Regions from separate parts of the Homo sapiens genome. Here region 2 is linked to region 1. Evidence: chromatin contacts called from ENCODE Hi-C or POLR2A ChIA-PET data. All regions are on one chromosome and are shown on one strand. Each heading gives the region's core, a stretch centred on a gene start or an enhancer-like site at or near the end of the contact. The rest is flanking DNA. Distances are from core to core; before and after follow the strand shown. Region 1 has its middle 40 kb from the start of LINC02832. Region 2 holds the start of LINC02832 (long intergenic non-protein coding RNA 2832).

Region 1 (4,628 bases), core at 665-3,164:
TAGTAGAGACGAGGTTTCACCGTGTTAGCCAGGATGGTCTCGATCTTCTGACCTCGTGATCCGCCCACCTCGGCTTTCCAAAGTGCTGGGGTTACAGGTGTGAGCCACCGCGCCCGGCGTAACCTCCTATCTCATCCTGTGACTAAGATTACCTAACCTCTTGGGAATGCAGCCCAGCAGGTCTCAGCCTCATTTCACCCAGCCACTGTTCAAAATGGAGTCACTCTGGTTCGAATGCCTCTGATGTGTACAAATCTATTGTGCTCATTGAAGCTTGCCTTTTTATACACTTCTTGGCTCAGAGAAATACTTTTTTTGGAGGCAGCAAATGTAGCAGAAAGAACAGGCAATTCTGAAGCAAGAAGAGTGATATGGTTAGGCTTTGTGTCCCCACCTAAATCTCATCTTGAATTGCAAACCCCGTCATCCTCACAGGTCAAGAGAGAGACCAGGTGGAGGTAATTAAACCACGGAGTGGTTTCCCCCATGCTGTTCTCGTGACAGGGAGTGAGTTCTCACGAGATCTGATGGTTTCATAAGGGGCTCTTCCCCCTTCATTCGGCCCTTCTTCCTCCCACCTTGTGAAGAAGGTGCCTTGCTTCCCCCTCACCTTCTGCCGTGATTGTAAATTTCCAGAGGCCTCCCCAGCCATGCTGCACGGTGAGTCAATTAAACCTCCTTCCTTTATAAATTACTCATTCTCGGGAAGTTCTTTATAGCAGTATGAAAACAGACTAATACAAAGAGTTTTCTGTGTTAACTCCCGGCACCGTCACTCACTGTTGTGACCTTGGGCAAGTTGCTTAAGCTCTCTGTGTCTGTTTCTTAATCTGTACAGTGGGTATGATATTAATACCTATCTCATAGGTATTTTTTTTTTTTGGTCTTAAATGATTCATGGGAAAAGTATGATGTATGCTGAGAAGCAGCACAAAGACATTTCATGTGTGCGGACCTCATGTACGTGGACCATGTGGAAGGCAGCTTTAGTCCTGACTGCAGAAAAGCGATGTTCACATGCGCGTTGGGAACTGGCCTGCGCACCCAGATTCCCAGATCCAGGAAAGCCCTTCATTTCCAGTGCTTTCCATCCTCGCTCCAGCGGCAGATGTTAGAAGCTGACTGAGATGTTTTCTGGATTAATTGCCCCCAAACATTCAGGGTTTTATGTTTTAGAATGTCTGAACAGGTTGGAATTTGAATCTCCCTTCTGCCACTCCTTGTCTTATTTTGGAAATGAACTTAAAGTCACATTTTTGAGATTCCGACTATGTGACGCATTGAGCTATTTGGAGCGTTGGTTTGCGGCTGTTTCTAAGCCTGGACTCTTGACACGGCTTTGCCTGCAGCTCTGGACTCTCCCTCAGGCTCCAGGGCTCCCTGTGCCCTTGCGGTGCTCCGGCCTCTTGGCTTCTGAGTTAGATTGGGCATCTCTCAGATTCCTTGGCTACTGAGTCTGTACATCCCATGACTCCCGTCCTCCCTCTCCTTCCACAAGCCGGTCGGTGACCACGCAGCCTTCTAGGTGGTCCAAACTTTCTGGAGCTTTCCACTGGGAAGATCCTAATAGCCCTAATCCCTCCTTTAACATCAAGCAGAGCTGCCCTCAATCTTTTAATAGAAGCAGGTGAACTCCGACTAGATTTTTTGTGCACTAGTGAGGCTTGCTGTGTTTACTGGTATATAGGATACATTCCCCGCTTTTCCCAAATGATGGATTATATATGCAAAATAAAATTTTATACTTTATATATGAATAATGTATATGTTACAACATAAGATATATTACGTATTACATAATACTATACACATAACATATATCAAATATATGGCATTGTACGATATCTAATCGTTTATTATATACACAAGTTTTCTTGTCAGTCTTACGCTTTGGTATCAGGCACAGCTGGAAGGCTGAGAAAGAGGTAAAATAATGGGGCATGCTACCCCCTAGTGGCAGAAGATGGCAACATACATTTTGCAAATGTGAGCGCTTTTCATCCCCTTATCAAAAAACAAAACAAAAACCAGAGACCACACAGATGAATATGGAATTTGAGTAACTCCCCTATGTTATGAATTTAAGTATTTTTTCACTGCAACTCATATTCCTAAATACCAAGATATTTCTTTTTAGCTCTGTGATTTTATTCTTGTTTTTAGGGATACTAGACTGTGTATCAAAACCGTACTATTTTTTAATGGAGTCACAATCCTGTGTACTATATTTATAGGAATAAAATATTTCCCTTACAGCTTAGTCTTTATTTTTCCAAAAAACTTTCTGAAAAATTGAGATGTATCTGATATCCCCGCGCATTTCACATGTTGGCAAACATGGCATTTTACTGCCTCTGGTGCACAAAAAGCCCTTGAGCGCTCACCTAATGCTTCTGTGAAGTCAAGGGTTCCGAGCACGCTGACTCCATGTTGCTAGGGAGCCTCTCTAGGAGGCCAGCAGGCCGCTGGGCGGCCCCGACTGGGATCTGCTGTGGTATGTGGCCCTCTTTGCTAGTGCAGGAGCTTCCTCCGGTCACTTTACCTGCATTCCTTTGAGCCTGGGGCCCAGGCGGGGGACCCTAGCAAGAGGCTTACTTACGTGGTCCCCTGATACCAGGCATGGGAATGGTAGCACTTGCTGATTGTGTGGGTCTCTGGCCACAATGGAAATATTTAACACACAACACCTTAGAGTGGAGGTGGGCAGATTTTTCTCTGAAAAGGACCAGAAAGTAAATATTTGATTAAATTAATTAATCAATTTATTTAGAGACAGAGTCTGGCTTTGTTGCCCAGGCTGGAGTGCAGTGGTGCAATCTTGGCTCACTGCAACCTCCACCTCCCAAGCAATTCTGCTGCCTCAACCTCCCAAGTAGTTGGGACTACAGGCGTGCGCCAGCACTCCTGGCCAATTTTTGATTTTTAGTAGAGATGGGATTTCTCCATGTTGGCCAGGCTGGTCTCGAACTCCTGACCTCAGGTGATCCGCCCACCAGGGCCTCCCAAAGTGCTGGGATTAGAGGCGTGAGTCACCATGCCCTGTTTAGAAAGTAAATATTTTAGACTTGTGGCTCAATACAGTCTCTGTCGCAGCTCCTCAGTTCTGTTGTCTTGGTGCAAAAGCGAAAGGATGTGACTGTGTTCCAATAAAATTTCATGAACATGAATATAATTTTCATGTGTCTTGAAATAGTACTCTCCTTTTGAGTTTTTTCAACCGCTTTGAAATGGAAAATCATTCTTAACTTGCTGACAGTATAAAAACAGACAACAGGCTGGAAGTGGCCCGAGGGCCATCGTTTGCTGACCCTCGTCTGAGTATCCCGTTATTCCTTTCTAGCTATGGCAGTCTTTTCTAACAGTCACAAACAGCTGAATTCACGACTCTATTCTATCCAGTTTCCTGGATAAAACATAGTTCATAACCGGTTAAAATTTCTGGTCAATTCCAAACAGGCGCATATTTATTTAGATGTTTAGAACTGCTCTGTGGAGCCCAGCCCTTTATTTCCTCCAAAGAATTTGTTGATCTACTGAAAATTTTCTTTCAAAAACAACCTTATGGATGTGTTTTGTAAAAGTCTCATTTAGAACCTTTGGGGCCTCACTCAGTCACCCCTGAATCCTCATCTTTTCATGTACACACCTCTGTCCGTTTTCTCCTCTTTTCTTCCTAATTAGCTGCCTGTATAATTAAACCTTTCCTCATTTAGAGGTTCTGAGCCCTCACTGATACACTAATCACCCTGTGGCCCTCCTGTTGCCTCGTCTATTTCCTTTTGAGATGGAGGGCCCAGCACTGAACGGCAGTCAAGGTCGGGCCGCCCGCATTTGTATTACACACTAGTTCGCCATTACCATGGTGTTCGCTCCTTAATACAGACTAATAGCTCATTCTCCTTCATGACCTCCAGTGAGCACTGTGCAGCCATATTCAGTGCTGGCTTTGTGATAATTTCAAGATTTTTTTCTTTAGGAAGTTATAACTAATTCAGGGCCCATCAACGATCATAAATAGTTTAAATTGCTCTTTCGAGTGTGAACTGCCTCCCATGGGCCATTTAATTTACTGAATGTCCCCTGGCTGTGCTTGTTCTGTGACCAGCCCCTGTCCCTGCCCTTATTAACTCTGTTTCTGTATCTCACTTTGGTCCAGTCGGGAGAGGTGGCACTTATATTTGGGAATGAGCTTGTGCTTGCTATTGACCTACCTAGCAATGCATTAAAGATGGATTTGATCTGATTTAAAGTTTTATAAGCCCAAGGGGGTTGCCTCTGGAGGATTTTTGGAGGCCAAACTGATCCTGGAATTGTGCTTATAGGTGGTTTGCATTTGCTCAGAGAAAATCTAGGAATTTTACTTTACCTGAAACTTTTCTGGTTTTGCGGTTTTACTGGGTTTTAATAATTTGCCACCTCTGGAAAACTTCAGAGACAAGGTGTTGCCTAGTTGGCTAGACTAAGTATTTTAGCTGTCTCCAATTGGTAACTGTTTAAGAGGTTTAAAGACACAAATTAAGTTGGTAAAATTTGAATATGTGAATCCGGGTGAAGGATATATGGTGGTTTGGTGACACTATTTTTGCAGCTTTTCTGTTGGTTTGAAGTTCGTTGAAAATGAAAAGGTC
Region 2 (5,259 bases), core at 1,988-4,487, 40 kb after region 1:
ACAGTGGTGAGGTCACGAGAGTCAGCCTCAGCCTAGGCATGAGTTTGAGGCTGTGTTGTTTTTTTGGCAAAAGGAGGGGATTTGGGTCATAGTTACTACGTTTAATATTATAAAGAAGGACCACTTGGAGTTTTTCCTGGAAAAAATGTGGCTTTTTAATATCAGACATTCAGTAAACCCTGAAGACATCTTCTCAGCCAGGGTGGTGGTGGAGTCGGGAGGCACAGGGATGGGGACAAGGGACTCACTGTCAAGGGAAAACTGATGCATAAGTAATCATAGCACAGAGTGACAAGTGCTACTGCAGAGGGAAAGGCAGGTACTCTGGGGAAGGCTGGAGGGGCCAGGGTGTTTGTGGAAGGGAGGTCACCTAAGACTTTCCAGAAGGGACAACCTCAGCTTGCTTCCCCTTGCTCGTTCCTTAAAAGAGGATTTGGTGACCTCTGCTGGGGGATGAGACCTCCAGCCTCAACTAGATGGGGGTGCAAAGAGAATGAAGATTTGCATAGAACCAAGACTTTCTAAAGTAAAATACTGGCTTTAACAGAGAATCTTGAGGGAGATTCAATAAAAGGTGGAGGGACACGGATCAACAACAGCTAGAAAATACTTCACAAGAGCTAGGGAGTGGAGAAAGCTGGAGGGGCTTAGGGTAGGGAAATGAGAAGGAAAAGCAGTGCCCCTGGATGGTAAATAGAAAGGGAAGCCCACCTAAGTGGGTTCAGTTGGCTTCTGGGATTTGGAGTGAGTGCTTCCACTTCCAAAAATTTATTCTAAGAAACCAATCAGATGTATGTGCAAAGATTCTATTCCTTTACTGATGGTAAACACTAGAATAGCTAAACACGGGGTTCGGTTAAATAGTTTGTGGTCTACTTAGAATATGGCAATACCATTAAAAATAATGATCTTGTTTTATTTATACTGAGATTAAAAGACATTTGAGAAATGTTGATGAGTTAAAAAAAAAAACAAGTTACAAAGTGACATTAAAAACATATTAAGGCCTAGAAGTAAATACAAAATGCTCACAGCAGGGGGATTAAGAACAATTAGTTTTCTCTTTACACTTCTATGTAGTCCCCCCACCCAGCCATGAGTAGGCATTAAATTTTCAACCAGAAAATCAGTAAAGTTATTTCCGTTTTGAAAGGAAAAGTCCACGGGGTTTTTAAAAGTGATGATTAGGGCCAGAATCCTAATTGAGTAACTGTTAGGAAATACTGTGTTACTCATTCCACATCCTCCATGGAGATCCTCCCAGTATGTACGGGGCTTAGGGGGCTTGTAGCTTTGACTCTGGGTAGAGAGATAAACACTTTCTTGGGTTTACTGCTTAACACTGACCTGGGAGTGGGGCTGTGCTCCCTCTTGTATACTCTAGAATACGCTTAGGAGCAGGAATCCCCTTCCCCTGCTCCCTGAGCTAGCGGCTCTCCATGCTGGCTGCACGTCAGAATTTGTAGGAGAGCTGAAAGCAGTACTCACCTCTCAGACAAATGTGACTGTACTCCCTGGGGATGAGGCCCAGGGAGTGGGCCCGGGTGATGCTATTCTGCAGCCAAGGTTGAGTCCCTCCTGATTTGAAGATAATGAATGAAAAATCAACAGACAGCGTCATAAATCTGGACCAGCATTTTTAAGGCATGCCAGACCTGAGCATAGATCTTTGGAAAAAAAGTGGATTCCTTGGTCAAATACTTCTGTCCCTCCCTCTAGGAAAGTCTCAAAGTACATGAGAAAATAAAGACTCTGGGAAGTCGTGCGGCAAAGAAATTTATTTGATTGATTTCAGATGGATTTCCCAGTAATTTCTGATTGTGGAAAGCGTTGTCTGGGGTAACCCTTTATCTTGGGTTAGCAGCATCTGGCCAGTGCCTGGAGTCTCTCTTGCATGCCACAATTTGGCCACCCTGTGGGGACACTTCTCCACAAGGACCCTAGGACATTGGTAAGATCAAAGCAGATCCCTGGACAGACAGCAAAGTGAAGGGGAGAAGCTCCACATCTGGAACTGGGGGTAAGACTATTGCTTGATAGAGCACCTTGACCTGGGGCAATGTGGAGGGGACACCCTGGCTACGGAATCTGGGGTACACAGGAGGAAAATGAGGTCCAAAGAGGTAATTAAGCACCTCGTTCCACATCAGGAAGCTGGGCAGGGGCCCAGCAGAGACTAAAACCTAGACTTTCTGCGTCTCAGTCAGGCCCCTTTCCCTCCCTCACCAAGACAAAGCTGTGATTTCAAGCATTTTATGATCTTGGAATAAAGGAACACTGCCATGATTAATGGGAAGTTCCTGCCTTCTTATCCCATTTTGTGTTCTTATCTCCATCTGCCAAGAAGACACCCAAAGCTCTAACTATCGTTCGGTTGTAAGGAATGTTTAGAATTGAAGAGCTGCTTTGACACAATTAAAAGCTTCCAGAAGGCTGTTACGGCACCAATTATTTACTTAGCGATAGCGAGCTATTTAAATTTCATTATGGAGTAGAAAATAGGGAGATAAGAACAAAATATGGTCAGGCTGACTGTGACCTCAAAACCTCTGCTCCTTTTGCTCATAAAAGATAGCAGAAGCAGAACATTCTGATTCAAGGATCATTTTGCGAAACTGCATTCTCTTAAACAGAATTGTTTCTTAATCTCTTCGTGGGCTGCTAATGGGCCGTTTATCAGGGTGTTCCAAGGCAAAGTGAATCCGGAAGAAATAGGGCTACTGACTTTGGGACGAGTCTCCCTGTGTTGCAGGTGGTTGGACAATGACTCAGTGACTTCCACTTTAAGCTAAATAAGATTCACTATTGTAAAGTCATAGACATGCATCCCAAAGCAAACGGAGGAATGAACATGCTCTCCATTTTCCTGACTGTTTTCTAGACATCATTTTAATTGTTGAAACTCTCCTTTTTCTCCTCTGGTTCCCATTCCAGGTTGTTTTCTGTAGTTATGTTAACCATAACATTTCCAATGACACAACTTCTCATTTTGTTCTTTGCATAGGGAGCAGGGAGGGGCACTAGGGTATGGCAGGGTGGAGGATGTGGTTTGGGGCATTGTCAAAAGGAGCACTTACCTGATGTGTGTATATATTATCTATTTAAGTGAGGTATAATTTACATACAGTAAAACCCACTCTTCTTAGAGTATACTTTTATGAGTTTTGACATGTAAATTCAGCTGTATGACTACCACCGAAATCAAGGTATAGAACAGGTCCGTCACTCTAAAGTGTTCTCTTCTGCTTCTTTGTTGTCAATTCCTCTCTTCTACCTCCAACCCCTGGCAACCTAGTGGCTCAGTTTCTTGTCTCCATGGTTCTGCCTTTTCCAGGAAGTCATATACAAGGAATCACACAATGTGTAGTCTTTTGAGTCTGGATTTACTCACTCAGCATAACGCATTTGAGGTTCATCCATGTGGTGGTATGTTTGTTGCTTTGTTGTTGTTGTATGTTTGTTGTCATTTGTTGTTTTGTGTTGCCGAGCAGGGTTCTGTTGTATACTGCAGTATGTTTTGCTCTTCACCAGTTAAAGGACATGGGGATTTTTTCCAGTTCTTGGCAATTATAAATAAAGCTGCTTTAAACATTCATATACAGGTTTTTGTGTGGCTCTATGCTTTCATTTCTTTCTTTTTTTTTTTTTTTGAGACAGAATCTTGCTCTGTCACCCAGGCTGGAGTGCAGTGGTGTGATGTCAGCTCACTGCAAGCTCTGCCTCCCAGGTTCACACCATTCTCCTGCCTCAGCCTCCCGAGTAGCTGGGACTACAGGTGCCCACTGCCATGCCTGGCTAATTTTTTGTATTTTTTAGTAGAGACGGGGTTTCACCGTGTTAGCCAGGATGGTCTTGATCTCCTGACCTCGTGATCTGCCCGCCTTGGCCTCCCAAAGTGCTGAGATTACAGGCATGAGCCACCGCGCCCGGCCATGTTTTCATTTCTTTTGAGTAAATATCTAGGAGTGGTATTGTTTGGTCATGTGGTAAGTTTATGTATAACTTTATAAGAACGTCATGTTTAATTTCACAAGAAATTTATTTATGTTTGTCTTTCTAAATAATATATGAATTTGATTTTGTTTTTAGTTTTTTACAAGGGTATCATGCTGAGGTAATCTTTTAGTAATTAACATTTTTTTCACTTAGAATCATGATGTTAAGATTTATCCATATTGTGACATAGTTTATTCATTCCTCTCTCTTCTTGATGGGCATTTGGTTGTTTCCAGGATTTTGTTATTGTTTTGTTTTACTACTGACAGTCTTATATATGTCTCTTGTATTAGTTATCTATGTCTGCATAAGAATATAACCCTTTTTTTTTTTTAAGTAGAGACAGGATTTCACCATGTTGGCCAGGCTGGTCTTGAACTCCTGACCTCAAGTGATCCACCCACTTCGGCCTCCCAAAGTGTTGGAATTACAGGTGTGAGCCACTGCACTTGGCCAATATAACCCAACACTTAGTTACTTAGATAACATACATTTGTTACCTCACAGTTTCTGTGAGTCAGGAGTCTGGGCAGGGCTTAGCTTGGTCCTCTGCTTCAAGTCCTCACAAGTCTGCAGTCAAAGTGTTGGCCAGGGCTGTGCTCTAATCTCAAGGCTTGACTGGGGAAGATTCACTTTCAAGTGCATGTGGTTGTTGGCAGGATTCGGGTTCTTGCAGTTTGCCAGGCCAGGGCTTCATTTTCTTGCTGGCTGTCGGCAGAGGGCACCCTCAGTTTCTTGTCATGTGGGCCTCCCCAGAGTGATCACCTGCTTCATTAAAACCGGCAAGGGAGAGGGTCTGCAGGCATGACAAACATTATATTCTTAGGTAAAATAATCACAAGACATATCATCCATCAACATGACCATATTCTCTTGGTTAGAAGCAATTCACCAGTCTTGCCCACAGTCAAAGGAAGGAGATTGCACGTATAAATACCAGAAGGAAGGGATAGTTGGTGATCATTTTAGATTCTATCTGCCTCAATTGCTACACATGTGTATGATTTTCTCTGTGCTTATACCTGGGAGCAAATTGCTGTGTCCAAGGGCATTCTTTTCTTAATAATGCTCTTTACTTAAAGGCTATGTTTTGTGGAATGAATATAGCTAGGTCAGCTTTCTTCTGATTAATATTTATGTACTATGTCTTTTTCCATTCTTTTGCTTTCAGTCTTTGCATATCTGTATGTTTGAGGTACGTTTTTTTGTAAATAGCATGTGTCAAAATTTTACAAATGAATCTAATCTGTCACACCTTATGTT

Evidence for each region. Hi-C counts contacts between places; a loop is a spot of excess contacts on that map. ChIA-PET counts read pairs that join two places held with the same protein, here RNA polymerase II (POLR2A).
Region 2: a loop to region 1 is called in a map of gastrocnemius medialis, with 2.4 times the contacts of the local background. The contact joins the promoter of LINC02832 here to the enhancer-like site in region 1. A Hi-C loop is called at or near these places in 2 of 168 maps with a recorded cell type or tissue (gastrocnemius medialis and mammary epithelial cell). POLR2A ChIA-PET finds 5 or more read pairs at or near these places in 5 of 52 experiments (CD8-positive, alpha-beta memory T cell, HEK293, MCF 10A and 2 more).

Annotation. Positions count from the first base shown.
Region 1 is chr2:219,687,922-219,692,549 of GRCh38, forward strand. No RefSeq gene overlaps it. Among named protein-coding and RNA genes, the nearest start is that of LINC02832, 40 kb to the right of the region's middle. RefSeq lists enhancers at 1-373, 54-1,253, 374-937. Within about 2 kb of position 1,915, at least 11 of the 41 ENCODE cell types and tissues checked have a DNase peak (open chromatin) inside an H3K27ac peak, as active enhancers do; they include mammary epithelial cell, where a contact is called at or near this core.
Region 2 is chr2:219,726,756-219,732,014 of GRCh38, forward strand. LINC02832 (long intergenic non-protein coding RNA 2832) reads left to right here and starts at 3,238. Exons shown (of 2, transcript NR_185880.1): 1 at 3,238-3,426.